Regions from separate parts of the Homo sapiens genome. Here region 1 is linked to region 2. A link is a loop called in an ENCODE intact Hi-C map of the cell type or tissue named here. Cell type or tissue: right lobe of liver. All regions are shown on one strand. Each heading gives the region's core, and the rest is flanking DNA. Links, peaks and the distances in the headings are about the cores only.

Region 1 (9,265 bases), core at 811-8,810, 54 kb before region 2:
AACTGCTTGAACCCAGGAGCTGGAGATTGCAGTGAGCCGAGATCGCACCACTGCGCTGCAGCCAGAGGAACAGAGTGAGACCGTCTCAAAAAAAAAAAAAAAGTTGTATGAGCATGCAACTAAGCAGATTAGGGTTTCTTTTCTTTCTTTCTTTTCTTTTTTTTTCTTTTTTTTTTTTTTTTGAGAGTCTCATTCTTGCCAAGGCTGGAGTGCAGTGGTGTGATCTTGGCTTAACTGGAACCTCCACCTCCTAGGTTCAAGTGATTCTTGTGCCTCAGCCTTCTGAGTAGCTGAGATTACAGGCATGTACCATTATGCCCTAATAATTTTTTTGTAATTTTTTTTTTTTTTTTTAAGTAGAGACAGGGTTTCGCCATGTTGACCAGGCTGATCTCGAACTCCTGACCTCAAGTGATCTGCCCATCTCAGCCTCTGAAAGTGGTGGGATTACAGGCGTGAGCCACTGCACCCAGCCCCAGACTGGGATTTCTGAGCTGATACTTGTTAAGTGCTTAAAACTGCACTTGGCATATAGTAAGTCTGCCTATGTGTTTGTTAAAAGAGCGAATAATTAAAAATCTGTATTTTCCACTGTGTTAGGTCTGGGTCACTACAATATCACCAGCTCGCCCACCAAGCTGGGTGGAGACCTGGCGGGAGTGAACGTTATCCAAGTTGCCACCTACGGTGATTGCTGCCTGGCCGTGTCCGCCGACGGAGGACTTTTTGGTTGGGGAAACTCGGAGTACCTGCAGCTGGCCTCTGTCACTGACTCCACACAGGTATGCAGTCGCCGACAGCGTGGTGCTGGGAGGTTTGGAAACATTAAAGTGTTAAGGGGCCGGGTGTGGTGGCTCACACCTGTAATCCCAGCACTTTGGAAGGCCGAGACAGGCAGATGGCTTGAGGTCAGGAGTTCAGGACCAGCCTGGGCAACATGGCAAAACCCCATCTCTACCAAAAAAATACAAAAATTAGCCAGGTGTGGTGGTGCATGCCTGTAATCCCAGGTACTGGGGAGGCTGAGGCATGAGAATTGAATCGCTTGCAGATTGCAGTGAGCTGAGATCGTGCCACCACATTCCAGCCTGGGTGACAGAGCAAGACTCTGTCTCGAAAAAAAAGAGCAAATAGGCTGGGCGTGGTGGCTCACGCCTGTAATCCCAGCGCTTTGGGAGGCCAAGGCAGGCAGATCACCTGAGGTCAGGAGTTCGAGACCAGCCTGGCCAACCTGGTGAAACCCCGTCTCTACTAAAAAAAAATACAAAAATACCACCTCCACCTCCTGGGTACAAGCAATTCTCCTGGCTCAGCCCCCCGAGTAGCTGGGACTACAGGCACTTGCCACCACGCCCAGCTAACTTTTGTATTTTTAATAGAGACAGGGTTTCACCATGTTGGCCAGGCTGGTCTCGAACTCCTGACCTCAAGTGATCCACCTGCCTCCGCCTCCCAGAGTGCTAGGATTACAGGCGTGAGCCACCACACCCGGCCACAAATGTCATTTTATGTTAATTTTGGTTGACATCTGCCTCGTCCACTAGACTAGAACTCTCTGAGGGTGGAAACTGGGCCTCTTTTGCTTCCCATTCTACCCCAGCACCTAGTATGATGCTTGGCATGTGATGTTCAGGAAGTATCTGTGGAGTGAATGAATGAACTAGGACTCAGCTACTCTGTACCTAAGACCAGAACACTTCCCGGTCCTTACTGGCTTGCTTTCCTAACAGTGTGGCTCCTTTCTTTGGTTCAGGTGAATGTGCCCCGCTGCTTACACTTCTCAGGAGTGGGGAAGGTGCGACAGGCTGCATGCGGTGGCACGGGCTGTGCAGTGTTAAACGGTGAGACCTTCTTTCCGGTGGCTCATTGGGAAGCTGTAGGTAGATTACATAGGGAGTGGTCAGTGTCCATTGGATTTGCAGGCCGTAGACCTTAGCCTTAGGAGGGTAACATGGCTGGGCGCGGTGGCTCACATCTGTAATCCCAGCACTTTGGGGAACTGATGCAGGAGGATTGCTTGAGGCCAGGAGTTCCAGACCAGCCTGGACAACATAACGAGACCCTGTCTCTACCAAAAAATGGAGAAATTAGCTGGAAGGCTGGGTGTGGTGGCTCACACCTGTAATCTCAGCACTTTGGGAGGCCAAGGCAGGCAGATCACCTGAGGTCAGGAGTTCAAGACCAGCCTGGCCAACGTGGTGAAACCCTGACTCTACTAAAAATAGAAAAATTAGCCAGACATGGTGGTACATGCTTGTAATCCTAGTACTTGGAAGGCTAAGGTGGGAGGATTGCTTGGACCCAGGAGGCAGAGGTTGTAGTGAGCCGAGATTGCGCCACTGCACTCCAGCCTGGATGACTCTGTCTCAATAGAAAAAGAAAAAATGAAAAATTAGCTGGGCATGGTGGTGCACACCTGTAGTCCCAGCTACTCAGAAGGCTGAGGCAGAAAGGTCCCTTGAGCCCAGGAGTTCGAGCTGCAGTGAGCTATGATCATGCCACTGCACTGGGCAACACGGTGAGACCCTGTTTCAAAAAAGGAAGGGACTATGGCCATGGGAAGATGGCATTGGATTAGAAGATGGCATTACAGGGTGTGAATGAAGTTCTTAACAAAAAGCGAATAGTCTGCGATTTATCTGTAGATACATGGCCACAGAGCTGAGTCATCCTAGAGCAAACCTCTGGAGTGGAGAGCGAACTACTTCATTCCCCTCCCTTAGCCTGGGCCAGAGAGACTCCAGCTCTGCCTTCTCCAGCCAAAAAATCAAAGGCAGATGGGAGAACAGCCTTCAGCTTTGGATAACGATGAAATATCTGGCACCACTGATGAATATTAAACTTTCTATAACCAAAACATCATTTCTAAGAGTTTTAAGAATCTGGCCAGACATTGTTGATGTGTTTGGCCTTCTGATCAGTGTGAAACACAGAGCTGTCATTAGGGGGAGAAAACATCCTCCAATTCTCTGGTATTCGTATGGGTTTTCTGGATGATTTATACGCTCGTCCCTTCCAGGTTACTAACCCTCAAGATGTGGGAAGTTTGTGTTCTGAGCCAGGAGAGCTGGCGAGACAGACTCCCCCAGCAAGAATTTAAGCAGGGGAGAGAGAATTATTATTCTAAATCTCTGTCTGCATGTTCTTGCCAAGCAAGGAGGAAAAAAACAAAACAAAAAAAAAACAAAAAAAAACCGTGTGGATGTCATAAACCTTGGTGGTGTAGTTTGAGTTTCTGGTGAGGGAGGTTCTTACTTGGATGGACTTACTGACCCTTGTTTTTACTGTAATGTAGGAGAAGGACATGTTTTTGTCTGGGGCTATGGAATTCTTGGGAAAGGTCCAAACCTAGTGGAAAGTGCCGTCCCTGAAATGATTCCACCCACTCTCTTTGGCTTGACGGAGTTCAACCCAGAAATCCAGGTTTCCCGCATCCGATGTGGACTCAGCCACTTTGCTGCACTGACCAGTAAGTTACCAAGCCCGGTGGCCCTGGTGTGAGCCCAGCAGAGGTTCTCTGTCTCCAGTTCAACCCCAAACTGCGGGCAGCTCTCAGGTTCCACCCATCCAACAGAACGGCGCCTTTGTACTGATAACTCAAGCAAGGGCTAAGCCAGAAGTTGTTTGCCTCGAGGTTGTATAATGTCTTGTTTTCCCCCCCTGGAGTTTTAATTTTGGTTCGTTTGGTTTGTGGGTAGGCTAACGTGAACGTGCATTTTCTCAAGAGAGCACCCGTCGGTGGTAGGAAGGGGCATTGCTAGTACGTCGGGTGCTGGAGGAAACCAGCAGAGGCTTGGCGGATCCATGGGTGGGTGATTAGGAAGTGAATGTGTGGGGCTTAATCCCATTCCCTGGCCGAGCCCAGACCCTGATCTGACCCAGGATATGGGATGGCAAAAGGCCGATTTGTCAGACTGTCCCGTGGTTTCACGGAGGTAAATCTACCGATTTCTCCAAAGTGCCGGGGTAGAGAATGATGAAAGGGGAGAGCAAAATGGAGGTTTTTCCCAAAGGCCTGCCAGATTACAAAGCCACAGAATATCCGCTTACCCTGCAGGGTAAGGGTAAGGAATGTGTCCTTTTCTTGGTTACATCTCTTACTCCACCACAGTTACCGTGGGTTCAATTTGCTGCTCTTTAGTTGACTCGAATAGTAAAACTGTCCTGAATTAATTTCATTCTGTGATTCTCAAGTAAATTAGTTATTTCCTTGCAATTAAAAGAATCTTTTCATCTCATGGCAAGTAATTGTTTTCTTTTTAAACATCCAGGCCGGGACAGTCAGTTGGTGTCATCTTTGGTTGAGTTCTCTGGCCTCATTCCCACGTGGGGCCTGTCCCAGATGCTCACCCTCTGTACCAGGGTCCTAACTGCTATTCACTTATTGTCTGAATTCCAGGCTCCAGAGGCCGTCAAACAGGCAGGCCTGGGTTGTTATGGCTGCCAGCTGGAGTTTTATCTGGCTCTAGGCTGAAGCACTGAAGTGGCAGTGGTCATGACTAAGCCAGAGAATTCCTGGCCACTGCCCAGCCAGAGTGGCCACTTGCATTTGCAGCTGAGTGTAGGTCTCATGAATTCTTTTTTTTTGAGTTGGAGTCTCACTCTTGTTGCCCAGGCTGGAGTGCAATGGCGCGATCTTGGCTCACTGCAACCTCCGCCTCCCGAGTTCAAACGATTCTCCTGCCTCAGCCTCCCAAGTAGCTGGGATTACAGGCACACACCACCACGCCCGGCTAATTCAGTGTCATGAATTCTTAAAGCTATTTTGATTTGATAAATAAGAGTCGTATGGACTAATTTTGGGGGAAACAAATATCTACTTTCCAGAAAGTTCTTAAGGCCTCAACTATGGGCAGAGACACATGTTTAGAAATCTGTGTGAAGCATTTGACTAGAGCAGAGGCTTTTCTATTTGCCCTCATGCCATGTAGCCATTTCAGGTCACAGCGAAATGAAATTCCTTTCTGGATTTCTCCCCGAGACTTAACAGGCCTCCTTCTAAGGGTGAGTTACTGCCTGTTGGTAGACAGAGCCTAGCTGTCTTCCTGCCTGTGTGCCTGGCATTTGCAGATAGCCATCTGGGAATTAGAGTTGGTTGGTTTATCCTGTGGTCTGCTAGCATTTTGGGGAGCCAGGCCGAATTGTTCTATTAAACACCTAAGGGCTAGCTGGGTGCAGTGGCTCATGCTTGTAATCCCAGCACTTTGGGAGGCCAAGATGAGAGGATCCCTCAAAGCCCAGGAGTTCGAGACTAGCCTAGGCAACATAGTGAGATCCCTTTTCTACAAAAAATACAGAAATTAGCTGGGTGTGGTGGTGTGCGCCTGTAGTCCCAGCTACTCTGGAGGCTGAGGTGGAAGGACTGCTTGAGTTTGAGAGTTCAAGGCTGCAGTGAGCTATGTTTGTGCCACTGCGTCGCAGCCTGGGCAGCAGAGTGAGACCCTGTCTCAAAAGCAAACAAACACACACACACAAAAACTATCTAAGGTCTGAGTGTGGAGAACAAGGGGCATGCTTAGATCAGGGGCCTAAGACAGCTTGTAATTATTCCGTACTTCATCAGCCCCAGGTCTTGTAGTCCTGGCTTTTCCATGTCACTTCCTCTGCCTCCCATGACCCAAGCCTTTTGCCCAACAGCTGATGGTGACATGGGCCCAGGAGTGCCCCAGCTGGTGCAGACAGAGTCCCACCTGAAGGCCGGGCTAGGAGAGGCCATCTCCTGGGTTGACCTCTTAAACAGCATCTTGTACTTTTTCTTCATGACAGTTTTTACAGTTTGTAAACATATATTAAAATCATCTGTCTGTTCCGTCTCTGGCCAGTCCCCAGCTCCTGGAACACAGACCTAGACCCAGCACAAGCAGGCACTTGGTCATTAGATGCCCTGTGGCTGAATGCTCCCAAGATATGGACAATCAATCCAGGAATGACAAATTGTCTTACTTTTCACTGTCAAATCAGGAAGCCCAGGGTGTCGCCAGGATTTGTGGAAGGCAGAGTTTGGTGGCACACGATTGTGGGCGGGGCACAAGGGGTGAGCAGAGTGGGCCGTGTGCATCAGTGACCTCCAGCCCCGTGCACCACCCCCAGACCCCAGCTCCATGCACCACCCCCAGACCTGTCCACCACCCCCAGACCCCAACTCCATGCACTACCCCCAGCCCTGTCCACCACCCCCAGACCCCAGCTCCATGCACCACCCCCAGCCCTGTCCACCACCCCCAGACCCCAGCTCCATGCACCACCCCCAGCCCCGTGCACCACCCCCAGACCCCAGCTCCATGCATCACCCCCAGCCCCGTGCACTGCCCCCTGCCCCATCTTCATTTGAGTGCTCATCTCCCACGTGGGTGGATGCAGCAGAAGTCCTGGCCGTGGATGTGTTTTCGATATGGGGACAGCATCTCAGACCCTTACTTTTGCCTTCAAAGAAAGCATGAACGCCTGGTAAAAGCTGAACAGTGGGCTCTGTAGGTATCTGGTTCTAGAAAGCCTGTTCTCATGACCCATCCTCTCCTTGGAGACTTGTTCTTCACACAGTCCCAACCAACCCCTGTTTTCCTCCCTTTGCAGACAAAGGAGAGCTGTTTGTATGGGGCAAGAACATCCGAGGGTGCCTGGGAATCGGTCGCCTGGAGGACCAGTATTTCCCATGGAGGGTAAGGCTGGCCGGGGAGGTCTTGAGAATGGATGCTAAGAGTAGAGTCACCTGACGTCACTGCAGACACCTCGCGTGCAGATGGGCCAGGACGAGGGCCATGGGACCTGCTCCCCCTTCCGGGTCCTGGCTGCACTCCTGCAGCGCGGCATGCTATGTCATTGCACACTCTGTGGTGACACCCATGAGATACCCGTGGTGCATCTGCATGGTGTGATGCGTGGGGGAGTGACACCAGGCTTCTTGGGGTGCAGGAGCTGGGTCAACCCATCCCGGCCCACTGACTGGGAGGTTGGAGGGAGTAGCCCACTCAAGCATCCAGTCCTATAAGAAGCCCTGTCGGAGGCCATCCTTGGGGTGGATCGGGGAAACAGAGGCACGATGGTGCAAAGGCTCTGGTAGGGTGCCATGAGGCTCCGGAGAGGGGGAGATATTGGATGAAGTTGGCACGCTAGAAGCTGTTTACAGAAGCCCATGTGGGGGAATGCTTCACAATGAATTTAAAAGAAAGCAGGATGTTTAATATTTAGATGGCCCAACCGCAGCTATGAAGTGAAAAAATAAAGTCGCTTCCTTAGGGGCGGTAGTATGCAATTAGACAAAAAGGCTCCTTCCAGAATTACAGGGGAAGAGACGCTCATTCTAAAATTGTAGTTTACCTTAGTGTTGTTTACTAAGTCAGTTCTTTAAGGCATTCTAAAAAAGGAGGTTTTTGGGGTTTTTTGAACATGAAACATATGTTCATGGTACAAAAAAATGCACTATGGAAAATGAGTCTCCCACCACCCAGTTTTTGTTCCAGAGGCAGCCACTGGTCCTGATTTCTTTATGTTCCTTTCCAGAGATAGTCTCTGCATAGAGACTGGTGTGCATGCGTGCTTTGTGTGTGTGTGCCTGTGAGTACATACATGTGTGTGCAGTGTGCATATGGGTGTATTTTATCAGAAGGTTGGATTTTAATTTGTTTTGAAATTGTGAAAAGCGTTTTTAAAAAGGACTTGCACCAGGTGTGGTGTCTCACACCTGTAATCCCAGCGCTTGGGGAGGCCCAGGTGGGTGGATCACAAGGTCAGGAGTTCGAGACCAGTCTGACCAACATGATGAAACCCCATGTCTATTAAAAATACAAAAATTAGCCAGGCATGGTGGCACACGCCTGTAATCCCAGCTACTTGGGAGGCTGAGGCAGGAAATCACTTGAACCCGGGAGGCAGAGGTTGCAGTGAGCCAAGATCAGACGCTGCTGCACTCCAGCCTGGGCAACAGAGGGAGACTGTGTCTCAAAAAAAAACAAAGGACTTGCAAAAGAAATGTGTATATATATATGTGTGTATATATATATGTGTGTATATATATGTGTGTGTGTATATATATGTGTGTGTGTGTGTATATATGTGTGTATATATATATGTATGTATTTATATGTGTGTGTATATATGTGTGTATATATACACACACACATATAAATATATATACATATATAATACATTTATATTATACGTTTATATATATTAAATATATATATATATATATTTTTTCCAAGACTATCGGTGGAGGCTCTGAGAAAGCAAGTTGAAATGGAGACTTTAACTTTGTTTTTTTGTTTTTGCTTATTATGAGACAGGGTCTCACTTTTATCACTCAGGCTGGATTGCAGTGATGTGATCACAGCTCACTGCAGCCTTGACCTTCCTGGGCTCAGGTGATCCTCCCACCTCAGCCTCCTGAATAGCTGGGACCACAGGCGTACACCACCACACCTGACAAATTTTTTTATTTTTAGTAGAGATGGGAGTCTCACTATGTTGCCCAGGCTGGTCTCAAACTTCCGGCTTCAAGCAATCTGCCTCCCTCAGCTTCCCAAAGTGCTGGGATTACAGGCATGACCCATCACGCCCGGGCGACTTTAGCCTTGTTGGAAAGCTGTTTGTATAATAGAGTTGTTCCCAAGGTGGTGGGGCTTGCCGGCTTTCTCCTGAGCCTGGAAACTGCCGGTGTGAGGAACAGAGAGTCGGGCAGTGGGTGTGGCTCAGATAATGTGAGCATCAGTCATCTACATGCCCACTTGCTTTCTCACTGACTCCTCTCTTCTCTCACTTTGCCCTTTCTTTCGAAAAGGACTTCCTTCTGAGGGGGGAACTTGGGAAACAGTTAAAGCAGCCGGGTTTTGGGTGAAAGAACGCTGACGAGGGTCTGCCCCCCGCCCTCATTTCCTTCAAATCAGAGTGATCAGCCTGAGATTTGACTCAGGTCACGTTGCCCCTGCCATAAGGGCATGTGCAAAGCGCTGGTCCCTGTGCGGGCAGGGAGTGGCCGGAGCCCGATCCCGTTGACATTCCATCTGGGTCACTTGCCCTGGCTCGCCACACACCAAGTGTCCTTCTGGTCATTTGCTTTTTATTTTTATTTTTATTTTATTATTATTGTTTTGAGATGGAGTCTTGCTCTGTTGCCCAGGCTTGAGTGCAGTGGCATGATCTCAGCTCACTGAAACCTCCACCTTCCGGGTTCAAGTGATTCTCCTTCCTCAGCCTCCCTGGTAGCTGGGATTACAGGTGCATGCCACGACGCCTGGCTATCATTTGCTTTTTAAACACATTTGTGCCT
Region 2 (9,265 bases), core at 581-8,580:
TCAGGAGTTCGAGACCAGCCTGGCCAACATGGTGAAACCCTGTCTCTACAAAAAAATGCAAAAATTAGCCAGGCGTGGCAGTGGGCACCTGTAATCCCAACTACTGGGGAGGCAGAGGCAGAAGACTCACTTGAACCCGGGAGGTGGAGGTTGCAATGAGCCAAGATCACGCCACTACACTCCAGCCTGGGTGACTAGATTCAGACTCCACCTCAAAAAAACAAAAAAACCTCACAAGATCATACAAATTTGTCAAAACCCAAAGAACTATCTGCTAAAAAGGGGTGAATTTGTGAATTACGCTGTATGTAAGTCATACCTTGATAAACTTGAATGTAAAGAAAATGCTTGGCCTGCTGCGGTGGCTCATGCCTGTAATCCCAGCATTTTGGGAGGCTGAGGTGGGCGGATCACTCGAGGTCAGGAGTTTGAGACCAGCCTGGCCAACATGGCAAAACCCCAATTCTACTAAAAATATAAAAATTAGCCCGGCGTGGTGGTGGGCGTCTGTAATCCCAGCCACTTGGGAGGCTGAGGCAGGAGAATTACTTGAACCTGGGAGGTTGCTGTGAGCTGAGATCGTGCCACTGCACTCCAGCCTAGGCAACAGAGCCACTCCATCTCGGGGGGAAAAAAAAAAAAAAGCCTGTGCTAGGGTCATCCATGAGGTGGCCTCTCTCCCCCTGGGAGGGGCGTAAGGCATTCTGCTGGAACAACCACCCACGCTCATCAATTTCCCTCTGGCTCTTCGGTTTTCAAATTACGTCTCAGTCCCTGCCTGTCCCATATCCAATTTGCAAGTATTGCCTGGACACGTGAAATCTATAATTGCTTTGAGGACAACAGCAAATTATCACCACAGTAAGTGGCAATCACTGGTCAGGCCCGGACCCTTCCTAGGGACCCCCAGGAACTCAGAAAGAGCCCTGGACTCCCACAGTCACCAGACTGCCATGAGCTGGTACTCCCTGGGTGGGGCGGGGCTGCCCAGCTGCCCGAGAGCCCCGGGGAGGCAAACAGACGCGGCCCTTGCTCCCGGCGCCCTCGGCTCTGAGGGACACTCCAGAAATAGACCGCACAAATTATTCCGGAGGGCATAAACACCAGCAGAAGGCAACAGCGGCCTGTGTGTAAATGGAGTATAAATATGTTGTTGAAGTGACCTGTCCCCAGGGGCTGAGCTAGGGGACATCTCGGAATGTGCACCTTGGCACGGGTGGGCTTCGGGGAGGGCAGATTAGCCAGAGGCACCGGCTGCCGTTGCTCTGGTCACTACCCTCAGGAGTCAGCCCCCAGACTCCTCCCTCTCCTTGACCTCCTTGTTGTTGTTGTTTTCTGTTTTTTTTTTGAGATGGAGTCTCGCTCTGTTACCCAGGCTGAGTGCAGTGGCGCAATCTCGGCTCACTGCAAGCTCCGCCTCCTGGGTTCACGCCATTCTCCTGCCTCAGCCTCCAGAGTAGCTGAGACTACAGGCGCACGCCACCACGCCCAACTAATTTTTTGTATTTTTAGTAGAGACAGGGTTTCATCGTGTTAGCCAGGATGGTCTCGATCTCCTGACCTCGTGATCTGCCCGCCTCGGCCTCCCAAAGTGCTGGGATTATAGGCGTGAGCCACCATGCCCGGCCTTTTTTTTTTTTCTTTTTTGAGACAGGCTCTTGCTCTGTTGCCCAGGCTGGAGTGCAGTGGCATGATCTTGGCTCACTGTGGCCTTGCCTCCTGGGCTCAAGCAATCCTCCTAGCTCAGCCTCCCAACTAGCTTGGACTACAGGCGTGCATTACCCAAGCCCAGCCGGCTAATTTTTTATTTTTTGTAGAGACAGGGTCTCACTATGTTGCCCCGACTGGTCTTGCACTCCTGAGCTCAAGTGATCCTTCTGCCTTGGCCTCCCAAAGTGCTCGGATTATAGGAGTGAGTCACTGCGCCCAGCCCACACCACTTCTTAATTCAAGCTACAGGTCCCCCTTTGCCTTTGGATTACATCTGCTGTGTTTCTTGTCTTATCAAGCTTAACCCTCCTGTCCTTGCTTCTTGAAGTCATCCCCCTATTGCCGGGCAGTTGGCCATTCCCCAGTCCAAGCACAGCACCCCCTTGCAGGCCATCCTTAGCCTCCCAAGTACCCGGGATTACAGGTGCACACCACCACACCCAGCTAATTTTTTAAATTTTTATAGAGATGGGATCTTGCTATGTTGCCCAGGCGGGTCTTGAACTCCTGGCCTCAAGTGATCCTCCCACCTCCACCTCCCAAAGTGCTGGGATTATGGGTGTGAGCCACTCCACAGGACCCCATGTCTTCTATACTCGAAGGTCACTCTGAGATCCGTTTTCGCCTCTCCACCACTCCCCACAAAGCAAACTCAAGGCTGGACTACCCTCCTGTCTTGTCTCCCTCTTCCACTCCTGGCCTCAACGCCCCTGCCTCCACAGTCTCATGCCTCCAACAGTGACGAATGTTCTTTCTTTTTTATTTGAGATGAAGTTTTGCTCTTGTTGCCCAGGCTGGAGTGCAGTGGTGCCATCTTGGCTCACTGCAACCTCTGCCTCTGGGGTTCAAGAGATTCTCCAGCCTCAGCCTCCCAGGTAGCTGGGATTACAGGCGCCTGCCACCACATCCAGCTAATTTTTTGGAGTTTTTAGCAGAGACAGGGTTTCACCATGTTGGCCAGGCTGGTCTCAAACTCCTGACCTCAGAAGATCCACCCGCCTCAGCCTCCCAAAGTGCTGGGATTACAGGCATGACCCACCTCGCCCAGCCTAAATGTTCTTTCAGCTACCCAGCATAGCCTCCCAACTTTGTTGGCTGAAGATTTCATGTTCATCCTTTAAGACTCAGTTCAAACATCTCCTCTGGGGTAAAACCTTTCCTGGCCAGGCATGGTGGCTCATACCTGTAATCCCAGAACTTTGGGAGGTGGAGGTGAATGGATCTCTTGAGGTTGGGAGTTTGAGACCAGTCTGGCCAACATGGTGAAACCCTGTCTCTACTAAAAATTCAAAAAATAAAATAAAATAAAATAAAACCCTGCCTGATCAACACCAGCCACTTCCTTTCCCTCATCTCCCATCATAGAGGTTGTCCTCCTTTGACAGCCTACAGCCCCACACTATGTCTATTGGATGACTTTCAGGCCACTGTGGACAGCTGGGCTGGTGGTGCATCACAGCCCAAGGATACAGTTCATCTCACAGTCCTATGTGAAGTATGCCCTTAGAGTTGTGCAGTGCACAACCCATCCAACTGCGCATGACAGTGCCGAGTGCTTCCCACAAACTATTACAAATCATACTTTAAGGGTCTACTTCCCTCAGTAGACCACAGCTCTCAGAAGCAAGGACAGAGGGTCCTCCGTACACACACCTTGTATCTGACACTGGCTGGGCATGGAATCAACACTCAAGGATTGCTGAGCGAAAGGATGGACTGTGGCCACACACTTGCCTTCAAAATCAGAGAAGCCTCAAAGAGAACAAACCCTGTCCGCCCTCATGTGGTATCACCTTGACTTAACCCTCCTCTTGGAGAAGCTAAGGTCTCCAGTTCTAATTCTCTCTCCGCCTTTTCTAATGAGTCATGGCCAGGTCCACACCCCAGATGCCGGGCCCCCGGGGTTTGTGGCCTCTCTGTACTCTGCCTACAAAGAGCTGGAAAGAGGAGCAAATGCCAGAAAGTACCCAGTGTGGGTGCTAAGTGCTGTTAAAAAACTCCAGGTGGGAGGCCGGGCGCAGTGGCTCACATCTGTAATCTCAGCACTTGTGGAGGCCAAGGCAGGGGTATCACTTGAGCCCAGGAGTTTGAGACCAGCCTGGGCAACATGGTAAGACTCCATCTCTACAAAAAAATTTAAAAATTACCTGAGCATGGTGGTGTGCCCCTGTAGTCTCAGCTACTCAGGAGGCAGAGGTGGGAGGATCACTTGGGCCTGGGAGGCGGAGGTTGCAGTGAGCCGTGATTGCACCACTGCACTCCAGGCTGGGTGACACAGTGAGATCCTGTCTTAAAAAAATAAAATAAAAGATGCAGGCTTGATTCCTGCAGGGTCACCATGCCCTGTGTCAGCCAGACTCTGCCAAGGTCACCTGCTAGCTTGCCTGGGAACAAGCCAGGACCTTTGGAATTAACGGCCTGGCCTGCCGGGTGCGGTGGATCATGCCTGTAATGCCAGCACTTTGGGAGGCAGAGGCAGGTGGCTCACCTGAGGTCAGGAGTTCGAGACCAGCCTGGCCAACATGGTGAAACCCCATCTCTACCTCTACTAAAAATACAAAAAATTAGCCAGGTGTGGTGGTGCACACCTGTAGTCCCAGCTACTCGGGAGGCTGATGCAGAATTGCTTGAACCGGGGAGGTGGAGACTGCAGTTGAGTCGAGATTGTGCCACTGCACTCCAGACTGGGTGACAGAGCGAGACTCCATCTCAAAAACAAACAAACAAACAAAAAAGAGCCTGGCCAGCGGGGTTTTGAAACAAGCCCAGAGCCTTCACTGCTCAAGTGACCCACCCACCCAAACCAGAGAGGCTCTGCAAACATGCCCCAAGACAGGTGTCTTGGATGTTATGGGCGCCTGTTTACAAAACATTCTCGGGCCTTACTTAAAGCAGGTCCTTTCTCAGCCCACTTGGGATTACAGCACCAGCCTGGAAGGACAGGGGTGTTTCTTGCAAAGTGTGGCCCGTTCTGTCTGGAATGAGGGAGTTTGGCCACATCTCCTGCAGCCTATCCAAGTGAGGGAATGAAGGGATCAGGGCCTCACCTGCTTCTGGAGACCGCCCACCCCTGCCCCTGCCAGCCAACTTCTGGCTGCCTCCCTGCTGATGTTTTACTGATGTGGCTAATAGTAGCATTCATGCATTCATTCATTCCTTTAGAGACAGTGTCTTGCTCTGTCACCCAGGCTGGAGTGCACTGGCATGATCATAGTTCACTGCAGCCTCCAACTCCTGGGCTCAAGCGATCCTCCCACCTCAGCCTCCTGAGTAGCTGGGACTATAGATGCACATCACCATGGCTGGCTAATTTTTAAATGTTTGTGGAGACGGGGTCTTGCTATATTGCCCAGGCTGGTCTCGAATTCCTGACCTCAAGCGATCCTCCCAAGCCTCGGCCTCCCAAAGTACTGGGATTACAGTTGCGAGCCAGTGCACCCAGCTGACAGGGGCCTTTTAAAACACGCAGTGAGTGGCCGGGCGCAGTGGCTCATGCCTGTAATCCCAGCACTTTGGAAGGCCAAGGCAGGCGGATCACAAGGTCAAGAGATCAAGACCATCCGGGACAAGGTGAAACCCCGTCTCTACTAAAAATACAAAAATTAGCTGGGCATGGTGGTGTGCACCTGTAGTCCCAGCTACTCGGGAGGCTGGGGCGAGAGAATCACTTGAATCTGGGAGGCAGGGGTTGCAGTGAGCCAAGATCACGCCACTGCACTCCAGCTTGGAGACAGAGCGAGATTCCGTCTCAAAAAAAAAAAAAAAAAAAAAAAAAAAAAAAAAAAGCAGTGAGTGATAGAAGTGTTTCGGGGCCACAGTTCATGGGGCTTTTCTTCCCAGAGGAAAATCAGGGGGAGGGTGAGTGCCCAGCTTTGTTCTGCTAACCAGCTGCAGCTTTTTCATCTGTTTCTCCTGGGTTTTCAATGGGTCTCTCCTGTTATTTACATTTCATTTCTCCTGTCCTTAGCAACTAGAAGCTGCCCTTTCAAGTTTTACTTAGAAAAAGGCCCTTAATTGGTTCTGCAATTGGAAGGGCGATCCTGAACAGGAGTTATTTTGCCTTAAGATAGAAAATAAGGTCGGGCGCGGTGGCTCATGCTTGTAATCCCAGCACTTGGGGAAGCCGAGGCGGGTGGATCACGAGGTCAGGAGATCGAGACCATCCTGGCTAACACGGTTAAACCCTGTCTCTACTAAAAAAAATAAAAATAAAAATACAAAAAATTAGCTGGGCATGGTGGCGGGCGCCTGTAGTCCCAGCTACTCGGGAGGCTGAGGCAGGAGAATGGTGTGAGCACAGGAGGTGGAGCTTGCAGTGAGCTGAGATCGCGCCACTGCACCCCAGCCTGGGCAACAGAGCGAGACTCCATCTCAAAAAACAAAAAAAAAAGATAGAAAATAAAATGTGCTTGTGTCACGGGCGACCAGGAGAATCCAATCAGACAGCGTGGGTGATGGTGTTTGGCAAATTCCAGGGTGATTATGGAGAGGCAGCGTTACCAAAGGGGACGGATAGGGCAGAAGAAATCACAAAGATCTGGGGGAAAGCCCCAGGAACCCAGGCTCCCCTCCAGGAGATCTCAGTCCTTGTAGACAAGAGTATACCTTCTGCTTGTCAGGTCTTGGTGCAAAATAATCACTGATTTTGGATCTCCCCAATTCTCATGGTCCCCAGCCCAACTTCCTTTCACCCCCACCAGCCTATCACCTCCCTAGCCATGGTGATATCCATCATAGTACTGAGATTAATCACTTCCACGTCTGTCTGCCTTTTTTTTTTTTTTTTGAGATGGAGTCTCACTGTCGCCCAGGCTGGAGTGCAGTGGTGCGATCTCGGCTCACTGCAACTTCTGTCTCCCATGTTCAAGCGATTCTCCTGCCTCAGCTCCCCGAGTAGCCGGGATTACAGGCGTGTGCCACCATGCCCCGCTAATTTTGTATTTTTAGTAGAGATGGGGTTTCGCCATGTTGGCCAGGCTGGTCTCCAACCCCTGACCTCAGGTGATCCACCCACCTCAGCCTCCCAAAGTGCTGGGATTACAAGTGTGAGCCACCGTGCCCGGCCCCATTTCTGTCTTTGCGAGCAAGAGACAAGGCTGCATCTCCTCCTCCAGGGCCGCCATGCCCAGCACAGGGCTTGGTACGAGGTCTGTAATCAGTGTGACCTTAATGAATGTGCTGTAGAATGATTCCCATTTCACAGACGGGAAAACCGAAGCTTAGTTGGGTTAAAGGAGTTAGCTGCCTGGGGTCTGCCGAGCCGGGGCTGAACTGCCTCTATGGGTTGGGGGCTTTCTGAAGGCAGGGGGGACTTGTAGCATACGCCCCATGACTCAGCATTTCCATTCTGAGACATCCACCCTTTACAGATATGTAACGGGAGACACAGACAAGAGGATCCGTGACAGCCTGTTCTCAGTAACAAAAACCTGGCCACAGCCCAGACGCCCATCAGCAGAAGAGGACATGAAGAATGGCAGAATATTACCCAGCAGGCAACACATGAACCATCCACAGTGTTAAGCAAAGAGATAAACAAGTGTCAGCAATGTCACAGCACTGTGGGTTGAAAAACAAGTCCCCAGACATTGTGTATGGCAGGGTAGACTTTTTACAGAGTTACAAGTACCTATGATTAAAAAAAAAAAACAAAAACACCTGGTCAGGCACAGTGGTTCATGCCTGTAATCCCATCACTTTGGGGAGGCCAAGGCAAGCAGATCACTTGAGGTCAGGAGTTCGAGCCCAGCCTGGCCAACATGGTGAAAACCCATCTCTACTAAAAATACAAAAATTAGCCTGGCATAGTGGCACATGCCTGTAATCCTAGCTACTTGGGGGGCTGAAGCACAAGAATCGCTTGAACCTGGGAGTTCGAGGCTGCAGTGAGCTAAGATCACGCCACTGCTCTCCGGACTAGCAAGACTCTGTCTCAAAAAAAAAAAAAAAGGCAATGCTTTGGAGTTGGCAGTCCGATCCTGTGGTCTTGGGCATATTTACACAGCTCCTGAGCCTGTTCCCCAAACTTCCAAGAGGGGTATCTACTGTCTGCCTTCAGGAACCAGGGTGAGGAATCAATGTCCCTTTGCAGATAAAAGCACCAGGTGACCAGCCTGGGCAACACAGTGAGATCCTGTCTCTACAAAAAATAATCTAAAAAAAAATATTAGCAGGGCCTGGTAACATGCACCTGTAGTCCCAGCTACTCAGGAGGCTGAGGAAGGAGGATTGCTCGAGCCCAGGAGGTCGAGGCTGCAGTGATGAGCTATGATTGCACCACTGCACTCCAACCTAGGTGACAGTGTAAGACCTTGTCTCAAAAATAAAAAATAAAATTAAAAAAGCACCAGGCGGCTGGGCGCGGTGGCTCATGCCTGTAATCCCAGCACTTTGGGAGGCCGAGGGGGGTGGTTCACCTGAGGTCAGGAGTTTGAGACCAACCTGGCCAACATGGTGAAACCCCGTCTCTACTAAAAACACACACAAAAAAATTAGCCGGGCGTGGTGGCAGGCACCTGTAATCCCAGCTACTCAGGAGGCTGAGGCGGAAGAATTGCTTGAACCTGGGAGGCGAAGGTTGCAGTGAGCCGAGATCGCGCCACTGCACTCCAGCCTGGGTGACAGAGTAAGATTCTGTCTCCAAAAAAAAAAAAAAAAAAAAAAAAAAAAAAGCACCAGGCATGCTGTGGTTGCTTTCATAAACAGCATCCATGCATCCATTTCTGGTTTTGGTTAATGGCACGACACTTCCCTGGTCTTTCCCTGACATAACCAGAAGCTCATTCAACCTTCTGTGTTCCTTACACCAGAGCTGAGAACGCACACCGAGACACACAACCTCTGACCTTTCCAAGCATGCAGACAGTTTTGTGTCAACATGCTGAAGACCACAATGGAAATATTTGACCCTAAAGCAACCTGCAGTCCTGCCCTGACACTATGAATTGGGACGCAACATTCTCTGGAGGCCTTGCTATTAAAGGACTTTGGGGACACGCTGGGGCATGGGCTGGAGTTGTTGTCCTGTCACATGGTAACTCTCGGAGTGGCCCTGGTTCCCGGTCACACTCATCTCCTGCGGCCACCACCACTCCAACCCTACCGTGTACTGCTGGCCTGTGGGGCTGGGTGTTCCTGGGGGCCCCTCGGCTGGCCCCATCCTTAGATGACCCCTGCCCAAACTCACCCTCAGCAAAGACATGCAGCTCAGAAATCCCCCTTTCCTGCCACCGGGGCCCATCTACCCATTGCTGGGTGAGCTTAACCCTCCCTCCCCCAGACCTCTTCCACCCCTGCCCCTCTGCCACGCTCAGCACCCCAACACACACCCCAGATTTCCTAAGACACAGACCAACTGGGGAGGGCACCCTCTCAGAAAGTCTCTGATCATTCGCCCATCTTTTTTTTTTGAGATAAGGTCTTGCTCTGTTGCCCAGGCTGGAGTGCAATGGTGCAATCATAGCTCACTGCAGCAGCCTCAGACTTCTGGGCTCAAGTGAGCCTCCCAACTCAGCTTCCCAAGTTGCTGCAACTACAGGTGCACACCACCATGCCT

What was found. A loop is a pair of places that touch in the nucleus more often than their neighbours do. Peaks named below come from ENCODE experiments on the same cell type or tissue, not always from the same donor. Only the 100,000 strongest peaks of a DNase experiment are listed, where the experiment ranks them.
Region 1: a loop joins it to region 2, with 3 times the contacts of the local background. A loop is called at or near these places in 2 of 110 quality-filtered maps.

The regions. Positions count from the first base shown.
Region 1 is chr7:75,050,105-75,059,369 of GRCh38, reverse strand. RCC1L (RCC1 like) reads left to right here. Exons shown (of 11, transcript NM_030798.5): 7 at 601-782; 8 at 1,754-1,841; 9 at 3,296-3,469; 10 at 6,574-6,659. Among named protein-coding and RNA genes, the nearest start is that of RCC1L, 19 kb to the left of the region's middle. In right lobe of liver, for the core only: no CTCF peak of the experiment used is centred there; no DNase peak of the experiment used is centred there; H3K27ac peaks cover 734 bases.
Region 2 is chr7:74,995,832-75,005,096 of GRCh38, reverse strand. All of the region lies in intron 1 of CASTOR2 (cytosolic arginine sensor for mTORC1 subunit 2), which reads right to left. Among named protein-coding and RNA genes, the nearest start is that of CASTOR2, 36 kb to the right of the region's middle. In right lobe of liver, for the core only: no CTCF peak of the experiment used is centred there; a DNase peak (open chromatin) is centred at 4,106.